Linked DNA regions of Homo sapiens: region 1 is linked to region 2. A link is an interaction called in ENCODE POLR2A ChIA-PET data of the cell type or tissue named here. Cell type or tissue: K562. All regions are shown on one strand. Links, peaks and the distances in the headings refer to the core of each region. The heading gives the core; the rest is flanking DNA.

Region 1 (9,704 bases), core at 2,752-7,751, 250 kb after region 2:
GAGGTCAAGAGTTCAAGACCAGCCTGGCCAACATAGTGAAACCCCGTCTCTACTAAAAAATACAAAAATTAGCTGGGCGTGGTGACGGATGCCTGTAATCCCAGCTACTCGGGAGGCTGAGGCAGGAGAATCGCTTGAAACCAGAAGGTGGAGGTTGCAGTGAGTGGAGATCGCACCGCTGCACACGCCAGCCTGGGCAACAGAGCAAAACTCCATCTCAAAAAAAAAAAAAAGGCCGGGTGCGGTGGCTCACACCTGTAATCCCAGCACCTTGGGAGGCCGAGGTGGGTGGATCACAAGGTCAGGAGATCAAGACCATACTGGCTAGCATGGTAAAACCCCGTCTCTACTAAAAAACATACAAAAAATTAGCCGGGCACCTGTAGTCCCAGCTACTCGGGAGGCTGAGGCAGGAGAATGGTGTGAACCCAGGAGGCGGAGCTTGCAGTGAGCTGAGATCGTGCCACTGCACTCCAGCCTGGGTGAGAGAGCAATACTGCATCTCAAAAAAAAAAAAAAAAGAGACAAGGTCTCTTTGTGTGGCCCAGGCTGGAATGCAGTGGCTCGATCATAGCTCACTGAAGCCTGGAACTCCTGGGCTCAAGTGATCCCCCCGCCTCGCCTCCCAACTGGCTGGGACTTCAGGCACATGCCACCATGCCCAGCTAATTTTTCTTATTGTAAAGACAGAAGTTCACTATGTTGCCCAGGCTGGTCTTAAACTCCTGGCCTCAAGGGATCCTCTCACTTGGGACTCACAAAATGCTGGGATTACAGGTGTGAGCCATTGCACTTGGCCACTGCCCTGTAATTTTTAAATTTCATCATCTTCCTAAAACTCATGGCTGGGCATGATGGTGGGCACCTGTAGTACCAGCTACTAAGGAGACCAAGGTGGGAGGCTCACCTGAGCCCAGGGATTCAAGGCTGCAGTGAGCTATAATTGTGCCACTGTACTCCAGCCTGGGCGACAGAGCAAGACCCTATCTCAAGTAAATAAATATCATTTTATTAATATCAAGTATCATTCGTTCTTTTTTTTTTTTTTTTTTTTTTTTTTTTTGAGGTGGAGTCTATTCTGTCACCCAGGCTGGAGTGCAGTATCGGGATCTTGGCTCACTGCAACCTCCGTCTCCCAGGGTCAAGTGATTCTCCTGCGTCAGACCCCTAAGCAGCTGGGATAACAGGCTTGCGCCACCACGCCTGGCTAATTTTTGTATTTTTAGTAGAGACAGTGTTTCACCATGTTGGCCAGGCTGGTCTTGAACTCCTGACCTCAAGTGATCCACCCGTCTCAGCCATCCAAAGTGCTGGGATTACAGGCGTGAGCCACTGCACCCAGCCTACAATAACTTATTTTTTCTGTCATTATTTTCTGCTTCTCTGCCTGCTTTATGCTTTATGATGTCAAGGACTGTGTCCATTTTATCCACCGTTCTATCCTAGCGCCTACGTCCAGGACATACAAGGTACTCACTAAATGTGAGCGAGTTGGTGAAAGAATATAAACTACACCGGTCTCCTGGAAAATAAGAGGGCCCTTAAATCTTTTTTTTTTTTTTTTTTTTTGAGACAGGGTCTCACTCTGTCACCCAGCTGGAGTGCAGTGGCGCGCTCCTAGCTCACTGCAGCCTCCAATTCCCAGACTGAAGTGATCCTCCTTCCACAGCCTCCCAAAGCACTAGAATTACAGGCACATGCCACTGCACCCAGCTGCCTTAACTCTTTTTTTTTTTTTTTGAGACGGAGTTTCACTCTTGTTGCCCAGGCTGGAGTGCAATGGTGCAATCTTGGCTCACAGCAACCTCCACCTCCCAGGTTCAAGTGATTCTCCCGCCTCAGCCTCCCGAGTAGCTGGGATTACAGGTATGTGCCACCACGCCCGGCTAATTTTGTATTTTTTAGTAGAGATGGGGTTTCTCCATGTTGGTCAGGCTGGTCTCGAACTCCTGACCTCAGGTGATCTGCCTGCCTCAGCCTCCCAAAGTGCTGTGATTACAGGCAAGAGCCACCACGCCCGGCCTGCCTTAACTCTTTAAATCCTCCTGCTCCAGTGATTCCAGTAACCTCCTTCCCCCAACCTCAGCCCCAGAATCCATCTGTAGGGGAACTATGACTTGTGCCTCCATCAGTAGAATTTGCTTTCTCTATTTCTGGTCATAAATTGGAACTCCATAGAAATCCTATATTTATTTATTTATTTATTTATTTATTTATTTATTTTTTGAGACGGTGTCTTGCTCTATCACCCAGGCTGGAGTACAGTGGCACAATCTCAGCTCACTGCAACCTCCACCTCCCAGGTTCAAGCGATTCTCCTGCCTCAGCCTCCCGAGTAGCTGGGATTACAGGCACCCGCCACCACGCCCGGCTAATTTTTGTATTTTTAGTAGAGACAGTGTTTCACCATGTTGGCCAGGCTGGTCTTGAACTCCTGACCTCAAGGGATCCGCCCACCTCAGCCTCCCAAAGTGCTGGGATTACAGGCATGAGCCACCATGCCCGGCCCATTACGCAAGAACTTTTATGTGCTCTGTTAATCCTCACAGCCCTGCAAAGTAAATATTATTTCTTCATTTCACAAATGAAGAATCTGAGGTTCAGAAAGATGAAGGGCTGAGTCCAGGGTTACACAACTAGAAAAGATGAAGCACCAGGCTTGGCTTCAGAGGAGACCGCCAGACTGACTCAGGCGGCTGAGCACTGCCCCAGGCGAACCCCGCAACTTGGGGCTGGACAGAGCTTCTCTTTCGGTTTCCCTAATGTGTTTGAAAGAGAGTAACAGAGGTACATTTGAAAAGAAAAACAGAGGGCCGGGCGCGGTGGCTCACGCCTGTAATCCCAGCACTTTGAGAGGCCAAGGCTGGCAGATCATGAGGTCAGGAGATTGAGACCATCCTGGCTAACATGGTGAAACCCCGTCTCTACTAAAAATACAAAAAATTAGCCGGGCGTGGTGGCAGGCGCCTGTAGTCCCAGCTACTCGGGAGGCTGAGGCAGGAGAATGGTGGGAACCCGGGAGGCGGAGCTTGCAGTGAGCTGAGATCGTGCCACTGCACTCCAGCCTGGGCGACAGAGCAAGATTCCGTCTCAAAAAAAAAAAAAAAGAAGAAGAAAAGAAGAACAGAAATGGGTCCCGACGAGTCAGGTTTGCTCAGACCAGACCTCCCCTGCACAGGAAAGGGACATCAGGAAAGATCTCAGCTGCAAAGACCAGAGAAATACGCGCACACGCACACACACTCACACACACACATTGTGTACACACACATACACACAGGCACACACACTTTTTAATTTTTTTTTTTTAGTAGAGACAGGGTCTCACTATGTTGCAGGCTGGTCTCAAACTCCTTGACTTAAGCGATCCTCTCGCCTCAGCCTCCCAAAATGCTGGGATTACAGGCATGAACCTCTGTGCTCAGCCTGCTTTTAAAAAACAAAACAGGCCGGGTGCGGTGGCTCACGCCTGTAATCCCAGCACTTCGGGAGACCAAGGCGGGTGGATCACGAGGTCAGGAGATCGAGACCATCCTGGCTAACAGGGTGAAACCCCCGTCTCTACTAAAAATACAAAAAATAAGCTGGGTGTGGTGGCGGGCACCTGTAGTCCCAGCTACTCGGGAGGCTGAGGCAGGAGAATGGCGTGAACCCAGGAGGCAGAGCTTGCAGCGAGCCGAGATCGCGCCACTGCACTCCAGCCTGGGTGACAGAGCAAGACTCCATTTCAAAAAAATAAAATAAAATAAAAATAAATAAATAAATAAATAAACAAAACAAAACTGTTTTTGTGGGGATTTGTTTGTTCATATGTTTGTTGTTTTGAGACAGAGGTCTCGCCTTGTTGCCTAGGCTGGAGTGCAGTAGTGCAATCTCCACTCACTGCAACCTCCGCCTCCTGGGTTCAAGGGATTCTCCTGTCTCAGCCTCCCGAGTAGCTGAAACTACAGGCACCCACCACCCCACCTGGCTAATTTTTCTATTTTTAGTAGAGAGAGCGTTTAATCATGTTAGCCAGGCTGGTCTCGAACTCCTGACCTCAAGTGATCTGCCTGCCTCAGCCTCTCAAAGTGTTGGGATTACAGGCGGGAACCACTGCACCTGGCAAAAAAGAACCGTTAATTAGGGCTGGGTGCCGTGGCTCCCACTTGTAATCTCAGCACTTCAGGAGCCCAAGGTGGGAAGGAGGATTCCTTGAGGCCAGCAGTTCAAGAGCAGTCTGGGCAATGTAGCCAAATCCCATCTCTACAAAAAATAAATGAGCCAGGCGTGGTGGTGTGTGCCTGTAATCCCAGCTACTCGGGAGGCTGAAGCAGGAGGATCACTTGAGCCTGGGAGGTCGAGGCCGCAGTAAGCCATGATCACATCATTGCATTCCAGTCTGGATGACAGAGCAAGACTTTGTCTCAAAAACACATACCAAAAAAAAAAAAAAACCTGTCAATTAGAGGTGTTGCCACAATCCCAATAATAGCACAGTGCTTGACTCACAGATATTAAGAAGTTGGCACTTGAAAAATAAAACGAAGCAGTAAGAAGACATTCTCCTCCCCAGCTCTGACCTGCCCGTTCCTGCTTAAGCACAGCCATTCAAGCCTCCACTGCCTCCAGGAGGAAACCCACAGGCGTGAGTCTGGCATCGGAGACCTGGCCCCAATAGCTCACTTCTTCCCTGTCCCCCAGGGAGCCTTGGGTTCCAGCCAAACCAGGCCACCTCCCCCACTCACCAGTCTCAGATCATTCTAGAGCCTCTCACACCTCCAGGCCTTTTGCCTGGCTGGTTCTTGCCTTTCCTTTGCCTGGCCACGATCCAGCTGAAATGTCTTCTGTCCCTTGCAGCCTCCCCCAGCGGCCCAGGCCCAGCAGGCACTCTCAGAGCATGTCACACAATGTGTCATTGTCCCTGCAGAAATGGTTTATTGAACACACAGCTTGAAACACAAGCTCATGATACCGTCTAAATACCTCCCGAGCAAAAAGAATGTTCTTTTCTTTTTTTCTTTTCTTTTTTTATTCTTCCTTTTTTTGTGTGTGTGTGTGACAGGGTCTCACTCAGTTGCCCAGACTGGAGTGCAGTGGGGCCATCATAGCTCATTGCAGCCTCAACCTCCTGGGCTCAAGCCATCCTCCCACCTCAGCCTTCCAAGTAGCTGGGACTACAGACACACATCACTGTGCCCAGATTTTTTTTTTTAATGGAGTTTCACTCTTGTTGTCCAGGCTGGAGTGCAATGGCACGATCTCAGTTCACTGCAACCTCCGCCTCCCAGGTTCAAGTGATTCTCCTGCCTCAGCCTCCTGAGTAGCTGGGATTACAGGCACCCGCCACCACACCTGGCTAATTTTTGCATTTTTAGTAGAGACGGGGTTTCACCATGTTGGCCAGGCTGGTCTTGAACTCCTGACCTCAGGTGATCCTCCTGCCTCAGCCTCCCAAAGTGCTGGGATTACAGGCGTGAGCCACCGCACCCAGCCTTTTTTTTTTTTTTTTTTTTTAAGACAGAGTCTCACTCTCACTCTGTCACCCAGGCTGGAGTGCAGTGGCATAATCTTGGTTTACTGTGACCTCCACCTCCCAGGTTCAAGCGATTCTCCTGCCTCAGCCTCCCAAGTAGCTGGGATTACAGACACCTATCACCAGGCCCACCTAATTCTTGCATTTTTAGTAGAGACAGGATTTCACCATGTTGGCCAGGCTGGTCTCAAACTCCTGACCTCAAGTGATCTGCCTGCCTCAGCTTCCCAAAGTGCTGGAATTACAGGCATGAGCCACCACGCCTGGCCACAGCTAATTTTTTTTAATGTTTTGTAGACAGGAGTCTCACTATGTTCCCCAGTCTGGTCTCTAACTCCTGGCCTCAAGGGATCCTCCTGCCTTGGCCTCCCAAAGTGCTAGGATTCCAGGTGTGAGCCACCACCCCTGGCCCAGAATGCTCTTTTCTTCTTCATAGCCTTCAGGCTTCATGCTGAGAACAGAGTCTCACTCTGTCACCCAGGCTGGAGTGCAGTGGTGCGATCTTGGCACCCGCCTCCTGGGTTCAAGCAATTCTCCTGCCTCAGCCTCCCAAGTAGCTGGAACTACAGGCATGCACCACCATGCCTGGCTAATTTTTGTATTTTTATTTTATTTTATTTTATTTATTTATTTTTGGATATGGAGTCTTGCTCTGTCACCCAGGCTAGAGGACAGTGGTGCCATCTTGGCTCACTGCAACCTCCCCCTCCCGGGTTCAAGCGATTCTCCTGCTTCAGCCTCTCAAGTTGCTGGGATTACAAGTGCCTGCCACCTCGCCTGGCTAATTTTTGTGTTTTTAGTAGAGACGGGGTTTCACCATGTTGGCCAGGCTAGTCTCAAACTCCTGACCTCATGATCCACCTGCCTCAACCTCCCAAAGTGCTGGGATTACAGGCATGAGCCACCTCATCCGGCCGACCCCATCTCTAACATAAAAATTTTCTTAAACTGGTGGGGCCTTTGGGAGGAGATAAGGTGATGAGGGTGAAGCCTTCATGAATGGGATTAGTGCCCTTATAAAAGGGACCTGTTTAAGCTTGTTTGCCCATTCCACCATATGAGGACATGTGAGAAGGGACCATCTATGAGAAACGGTTCCCTTACCAGACACCAAATCTGCCAGCACTTTGACCTTGGACTTCCCAGCTTCCAGAACTGTCAGAAACCTGCCAGGCGCAATGGCTCACGTCTGTAATCCCAGCACTTAGGGAGGCCAAGGCGGGCAGATCACTTGAGGTCAGGAGTTCAAGACCAGCCTGGCCAACAGGGTGAAACCCTGTCTCTACTAAAATACAACAAAATTAGCTGGGTGTGGTGGCACACACCTGTAGTGCCAGCTACTCGAGAGGCTGAGGCAGGAGAATCGCTTGCACCTGGGAGGCAGAGATTGCAGTGAGCCAAGACTGAGCCACTGAACTCCAGCCTGGGCGACAAGGCGAGACTCTGTCTCAAAAAAAAAAAAAAAGAACTGTAAGAAGAAAACGCTTGTTGTTTATAAGTCACCCCCCAGTGTATGGTATTTTTGTTGTAACAACCCATATGGACTAAGATACTTGGGTTGGCTGTCAGGGCCAGGAAGTAAAAGTGACCATGTTGTCTTCCCAGGAGGCCATAAGCCCATTGCTAAGGGAAATAAGCCATCAAGAACAATTCAATGGCCGGGCACAGTGGCTCACGCCTGTAATCCCAACACTTTGGGAAGCCGAGGCGGGTGGATCACCTGAGGTCAGGAGTTCGAGACCAGCCTGGCCAACACAGTGAAATACCGTCTCTACTAAAAATACAAAAAAAAAAAAAAAAAAATTAGCCGGGCATGGTGGCAGGCAACTGTAATCCCAGCTACTTGGGAAGGTGAGACAGGAAAATCACTTGAACCCGGGAGGCAGAGGTTGCAGTGAGCCAAGATCAAGCCACTACACTCCAGCCTGGGTGACAAGAGTAAAACTCCGTCTCAAAAAAAAAAAGGAACAATTGTATAATCCCACTTATGTGATATATCTAGAAAAGGTAAATTCACACAGACAGAAAATAGAATAAAGGCAACTAGAGATCAGGAGAAGGGGATATGGAGAGTTAGCGTTTAATGGGTAAAGAGTTTCTGTTTGGGGCCGGGCGCAGTGGTTTACATCTATAATCCCAACATTTTGGGAGGCTGAGGCAGGTGGATCACTTGAGGTCAGAAGTTCAAAACCAGCCTGGCCAACATGGCGAAACCCGTCTCTATTAAAAAAAAAAAAAAAAGAAAAGAAAAAGAAAAAATTTGAGACTCTGTCTCAAAAAAATAAATAATTAATTTTTTTAAAAATACAAAAATTAGCCAGGCCTGGTGGCACATGCTTGTAATCCCAGCTAATGGAGAGGTTGAGGCATGAGAATTGCTTGACCCTGGGAGGTAGAGTTTACAGTGAGCTGAGATTGAGCCATTGTACTCCAGCCTGGGCAAGAGAGCAAGACTTCATCTCAAAAAAAAAGCAAGTGTAGAAGAAAGAGTGGAAGGCAGTGTAGAAATATAAGTAGTAATTATCTTTCAGTAGTGGGATTATGAGTGTTTTTATTTTTTCCTCATGCTTTTCTCTTTGTATACTTTTCTTTTTCCTTTTTTTTTTTTTACATTTTTCTAAAATTAGCACATATTACACTTCTAATCAGGCAAAAATCAATGAGCGTTTTTTGGTTTGTTTGTTTTTAGACAAGGTCTCATTCTGTCACTCAAGCTGGAGTTTGGTGGCATGATCATAGCTCACTGCAGCCTTGAACTCCTGACCTCAAGCGATCCTCCTGCCTTAGCCTCCCAAAGCACTGGGATTACAGGCGTGAGCCACCATGCCTGGCCAACTGTTGTTTTCCCATAGCACATATTGTGCTTTGAATCAGAGTTGGCTGATACATGTCTCTTTCCCTTTGTCTTCTCTCGCCCCGACCGTGCACTCAGCGCCTAGAAGGCAGAAGCCATCTATGACCGTGGGGACCAAAGTGACACTCTGGAAATAGGGCGCATAAGGAGAGAGAGTGTGTGTTTCAGCAGCTGCTGCAGACTGCACCATCTAACCCTGAGCTGCTGTCACCCAAGAAAAGTGAAACTCATTTCTTATTTAAGCCACGGTTTGCAGGAGCTGAATGCAATCCTGACTGATCACCATATGCTCCATTTTCATTAAGCTAGAAAATTAGCCAGCCATGGTGGTGCATGCCTGTGGTCCCAGCTACTCCGGAGGCTGAGGCTGGAGGATCACTTGAGCACAGCAGGTAGAGGGTGCTGTGAGCTATGATCGTGCCACTGTACTCCAGCCTGAACCACAGAGCAAGACTCTGTTTCATAAAAATAAAGAGAAAAGGTAGAAAAATTACGTGTGTATGTGTGATCACTTACATGAGCATAAAGATGCTGAAGGATACATATCTTGCCATTAACATTGATAGTCAATATCAAGGGATAAGATTAGAGACAATGGAGAGATTATGAGGTTTCTATTTTTTAATTAATTAATTAATTATTTATTTTGAGGTAGAATCTCGCTCTGTCACCCGGGCTGGAGTGCAGTGGTGTGATCTCCGCTCACTGCAACCTTTGCCTCCCAAGTTCAAGCGATTCTCCTGCCTGAGCCTCCCAACGGCGAAACTCAGTCTCTACTAAAAATACAAAATTAGCCGGGCGTGGTGGCAGAGTGTGGTAGGTGCAGGCCTAGGGAGACTGAGGACATGGAAGGTTCGGTGGAGTTTTCCAGTTTGAGCCCAGGCCACCAGATTCAGAGTTGCTCCAAATTCCTTGGTGCAAAGGGTCAGGCTCCAGTTCCATTAGCCTAATGCAGCAGGCATCCAGGAGACCGGCAGGGCCCTGCCTGGGGACATGAGACCCAGAGGGGCAAGTGCAGCCTGGCAGAGGAGCAGAGTGACAGCTGTGGCATGTGGCGCTGGCCCCAGGCTCCCCAGAGGTGTGCCCTGGCTCTCATGAGCAGACCCAGTTACCTGCCCTGCTCTGGGGCTCTGAGATGGTGGCTGGATCCCATCTTACATGCAGCTGAGCTGGGCTGGGGCACACAGGAGCCAGGCGTGTGCCCAGTAACAAACAAAACCATGTGGCCATGCTTGCACATGATCCATGTCTTCTTGGTCAGCAGCTCTTTGCTGCTCAGAGCCTTCATGGCGCCTGCCCTGTGAAGCCACGTGGTGGGGACGGGGGTGGGGATCA
Region 2 (5,000 bases), core at 1-5,000:
CTGTGCTGTGTGCTTCGCTGGTGTCATCGCTTTCAAGGCCAGATGCAGTGGTTCATGCCTGTAATCTCAGCACTTTGGGAGGCCGAGGCAGGCGGATCACCTGAGGTCAGGAGTTTGAGACCAGCCTGGCCAACGTGGTGAAACCCTGTCTCTACTAAAAATACAAAAATTAGCTGGGCATGGTGGCAGGTGCCTGTAATCCCAGCTACTCGGGAGGCTGAGGCAGGAGAATCGCTTGAACCCAGGAGGTGGAGGTTGCAGTGAACCGAGATCACACCACTACAGTACAGCTGGGTAACAGAGCGAGGCTCCGCCTCAAAAAAAAAAAAAAAAAGTCACAAGTGGGACCCATCTCCCCTGCAGCCCTCCAACCAAAGACACCAGGCGGTGGGGACTCTGGCCGACTTGGTCCTGGGTCACCTCCTTGTAGGACACAAAGCTGACAGTGGACAGAGGTTTGCCTTGGCCTGGGATCCTCTCTACCTCCTAGATGATGCCCAGATACCTACATCTCCCTCCCCTGTCCCCAGGCAGCAGCCAGCCCCCATCCCCAACACCCCCACTTGGGTCTGTTCTGTGGGCTTTCAGCTGGCACCTGCGCTCCATAAGCTGTTGTTACTGTCGGATTCAGGGAGATGAGGGTGTATTTATATTTGCCTGAGACAGCCATAGTGGCCTACACATCTGGTTCCCATGGCGATGTGCCTGACGCCAACAAACACAGATCTTTTTTTCTTTTTCTTTTCTTTTTTTTTTTTTTTTTTGTTTCTTTAGACAGAGTCTCGCTCTGTCACCCAGGCTGGAGTACAGTGGTGTGATCTCGGCTCACTGCAACCTCCACCTCCAGGTTCAAGCAATTCTCCTGCCTCAGCCTCCCAAGTAGCTGGGACTACAGGTGCGCATCACCATGCCTGGCTAATTTTTATATTTTTAGTAGAGACAGGGTTACACCATGTTGGCCAGGTTGGTCTTGAACTCCTGGACTCAAGTGATCCACCCGCCTCGGCCTCCCAAAGTGCTGGGATTATAGGCAGGAGCCACTGTGCTCAGCCACAAACACAAGGCATCATGGAGTTTTGTTCAGAAGGGGCCTGGGTGCAAGTCTCTGCATTGTCCTGTGCTTGCTGTGTGGCCTTCGGCAGGTCGCCTGCCCTCTCTGGGCCTCATTCCTCATTGCTATGCCGAGAGCTGTTAGGAGGCCCTAGGAAGAGCAGCTTTGAGCTTTTTTTTTTTTCCCCCAAGATGGAGTTTCGCTCTTGTTGCCCAGGCTGGAGTGCAATGGCACGATCTCAGCTCACCGCAACCTCTGCCTTTTGGGTTCAAGCCATTCTCCTGCCTCAGCCTCCTGAGTAGCTGAGATTACAGGGATGCGCCACCACGCCCCGCTAATTTTGTATTTTTAGTAGAGACAGTTTCTCCATGTTGGTCAGGCTGGTCTCAAACTCCCGACCTCAGGTGATCCGCCCACCTTGGCCTCCCAAAGTGTTGGGATTACGGGCGTGAGCCACTGCAACTGGCCCAGCCTTGAGTTCCTATGTGTGGCTGTAAGGTGGGGTGGGCCTGTGTCTCTCCCCTGCGCTGTCTTGACAGGTGTGTGACAGAGTGTGTCTCCCTGAGGGTAGCCCTGATGCCTGGGCATTCCACATCCAGGGGCAGCCCTGGGAGTGGGGATTGGGTCTCTGACCCCCAGTTTTGAGGCCTGTGATGAGAACAAGATCAACAGCAAAGGAAGCCCACTTTCCTTCTCTCCTTTCCTTCCTCCCCACAGGTTGTTCCTTGTGGTAGTGTCTGTTCCCCGCAGTGATGAAAACAGTGTTGTCAGCTGGGCGCGGAGGCTCACGCCTGTAATCCCAGCACTTTGGGAGGCTGAGGTGGGCAGATCACTTGAGGCCAGGAGTTCGAGACCAGCCTGGCCAACATGTTAAAACCCTGTCTCTACTAAAACTACAAAAATTTTTTATTGAGGTTGCATGCCCAGTGATGTATGCCTGTAATCCCAGCTACTCAGGAAGCTGAGGCAGGAGAATTGCTTGAACCGTGGAGGCAGAGGCCTCAGTGAGCCGAGATCACACCAATGCACTCCAGCCTGGGCAACAGAGCGAGACTCTGTCTCAAAAAAAAAAAAAAAAGGGAGGGAGGAAGGAAGGAAGGAAGGAAAGAAAGAAGGAAAGAAAACAGTGTTGTCACTCACATCCCCGGGCCACCCTGCCCTTTATTTTATTTCCCACCACCCTGGGGAGGAAGGGTGTTGCCTTAAACACTGCCATTCTGGAGTTATTGGTGGTTCTTCCTAGAGTGCAGGTCAGCAGGTTGGGAGGTCTAGAGCTTTCCAGGACTGTGGGACATTTTGATGGCCTCGCCTCTGGATTCTGGGCCATTCTCATGGCCTTGCCTCTCTCTGCTGTTGCTCATTCGGTGAATCCCGTTGCTCTGGGCAAAGCCAGGTCAGCCACCTCTTTCCCTCCCCTGCAGGAAGGTGGAGGATCTGCAGTTCCGCGTGGAGGAGGAGTCCATCACCAAGGGAGACCTGGAGGTAACAGTCAGAGGCCCCTTCCCTGGGCACACTTAGCACCGGTGCCTGGCCCTTGCTAGGGCAGATGGTTGTGAGGTCCAGCAGCACCTCTAGGCCCCCCCGGGGAAGGGGCTGGGGGGGAAAATGGGGAAGGATCAAAGGTCTGATGTCTGAGGTGTTAGTGGCTCAGCCCCAGGAGCCCCCCAGGGAAGCTGTGCTCCCCGTGTCAGCAGCTGGATGGGGTGGGCAGGACGAACCCAGGGCAGGGCAGATGGGGGGCTGGGCCCCAGGATAGAGTGGCTGAGGTCCCCTGTCCCTTCTTCTTAGGCAATAGCCCTAAAGGTGCCCCTTCGTTCATCTTGGATTCCAGGTAAAATTTTGGCTGAAAGTAGCTTGCTGAGTCACAGAATTTATAGGTAGGAAAACTGAGGCTCAGAGACCAAGGGAGCTGGGTATGGTGGCTCACACCTATAATCCCAGCACTTCAGGAAGCCAAGGCAGAGGATCACTTGAGCCCAGAAGTTCAAGACCAGCCTGGGCAACGTAGCAAGATCCCATCTCTACAAAAAATTTAAAAAGTTAGCCAAGCATGGTCATGTGCACCTGTGGTCCCAGCTACTCAGGGAGGCTGAGGCTAGAGGATCGCTTGAATCTGGGAGATGGAGGCTGCAGTGAGCTATGATTGCGCCTGTTTTTTGTTGTGTGTGTGTGTGTGTGTGTGTGTGTGTGTGTGTGTGTGTGTGTGTGTGTGTGTGTGACTGTCTCAAAAAAAAGAATGGATGTTGGGGCACAACCCAGCGTCAGAGCCTCAGCCCAGCTCAGCATGTTCTAATTAAGTTTCCCTCTTGGCCAAGGGGCAGGCCATGTGGTTGCTCCTGGCTGACTTTTCCATTGGCAGTTGCTCTCCTGCAGGGGTTGGATGGACTTCTGGGAAAAGCACCTGTATTTGCCAGGAACAGAGACCCCCCTGTGCCAGCTGCAGTCACCATGGGGGCTTACTGAAGGGCTGTAGGAAAGGTCACAGCCTCCAAGGGCAGGCATTTCAGGGGACTGGAGCCAGAAACAGCATCGGGAGCTAAGCCCATCCATGTGCCCCTTACTCAGGGTCTCCTTCCGATCTGTGTCTGAGGTCAGGCTCCTCCTGTCTGTTTCCCACTGTGTTTCTCGGCTCTGCTCTTCTCCCAGCCCCGCCCACTACCTACCAGCTGTCATTGAGAGAGGCTCTGATTGGTCCCAGGGATAGCCAATGGGCTGGCTGGCTCTGGATAGGGGTCCACCCCGGATCCAGCCGGCCCTGGCTGGGAGAGGCAGGGGGCGGGACAGACAGTGACAGCTAAGTCAGTCCAAAGGGCTGCAGAATTCCCCATGCAACGTTTTATTGTAGCAAACTGAATTGTGATCATATTCATGGCAACCAGAAGGCAAAATGACCAAAGTCCCACTCATCCCCTCATCCCCACCCTTTTTTTTCTTTTTTGGAGACAGGATCTCACTCTGTTGCCCAGGCTGGAGTACAGTGGCACCATCTGGGCTCACTGAAGCCTCCACTTCCTGGGCTCAAGTGATGCTTTGCCTCAGCCTCCCAAGTAGCTAGGACTACAGGCGTGTGCCACCACACCCAGCTAATTTTTGTATTTTTTTTTGTAGAGGCTGGGTCTCACTATGTTGCCCAGGCAGGGTCTCGCTATGTTGCCCAAGTGGGTCTCAAACTCCTAGGTTCAAGCAATCCTGCCTCAGCCTCCCAAAGGGCTGGGATTACATGCATGAGCCATCACATCTGGCCCCCACCCATCTTAAAAGTCAGAAATAAAAGCCAGAGCCCCTCCTTGACCTCCTGGCCCCCTCCGCTTTATCACCCCACCTCTCTGCCTGTCTTTATTGCAAAACCCCCAGAAGGTTATCAGGCTCATGGTCTTCCCTCCTGTCCACACTGCCCCAACTACACAATGAGATGCCCCCATTCCAACTCCCCAGCCTCCTCTGCTGGCGTCTCCTCCTTCCTAATCTCTGAACATTGTCCCATCCAAGGGCTCAGTCCCAGGTCCGTTCACCCCTTGTCCACACTCACCCTGAGAGCTTCCAGTCTGTGGCCTCCATGCCCTGGAATGAGCCCCTGTAAGATCCACAGTCTTCCCCAAGCTCCCTGTACCATGCCCATTTGACATCTCCACCCAATTGAGGAAGAAGCAAGCACCTGTATCAATTTCCTGGGGCTGCAATAATGCACAGCCACAAATGTGTGGCTTAAAACAGCACAAACATATGCTTTCGCAGTTCTGGAAGCCAGAAGTCTAAAATAAAGGCTGGGCGTGGTGGCTCACGCCTGTAATCCCAACACTTTGGGAGGCCAAAGCGGCGGATCACTTGAGGTCAGGAGTTTGAGACCAGCCTGGCCAACGTGGTGAAACACCGTCTCTACTGAAAATACAAAATTAGCTGGGCATGGTGACGGGCGCCTCTAATCCCAGCTACTCCGGAGGCTGAGGCA

The links. ChIA-PET counts read pairs that join two places held together with the same protein. Peaks named below come from ENCODE experiments on the same cell type or tissue, not always from the same donor. Only the 100,000 strongest peaks of a DNase experiment are listed, where the experiment ranks them.
Region 1: POLR2A ChIA-PET joins it to region 2 with 7 read pairs; 2 of 35 experiments call an interaction of 5 or more read pairs at or near these places.

What each region holds. Positions count from the first base shown.
Region 1 is chr7:74,607,879-74,617,582 of GRCh38, forward strand. No RefSeq gene overlaps it. Among named protein-coding and RNA genes, the nearest start is that of MIR10525, 17 kb to the left of the region's middle. RefSeq lists enhancers at 8,965-9,530, 9,531-9,704. In K562, for the core only: no CTCF peak of the experiment used is centred there; a DNase peak (open chromatin) is centred at 4,723.
Region 2 is chr7:74,361,783-74,366,782 of GRCh38, forward strand. It overlaps CLIP2 (CAP-Gly domain containing linker protein 2), which reads left to right. Exons shown (of 17, transcript NM_003388.5): 8 at 2,473-2,533. Among named protein-coding and RNA genes, the nearest start is that of CLIP2, 75 kb to the left of the region's middle. RefSeq lists enhancers at 2,181-3,052, 3,053-3,922. In K562, for the core only: a CTCF peak has its summit at 2,477; DNase peaks (open chromatin) are centred at 2,479 and 3,779; H3K4me3 peaks cover 232 bases.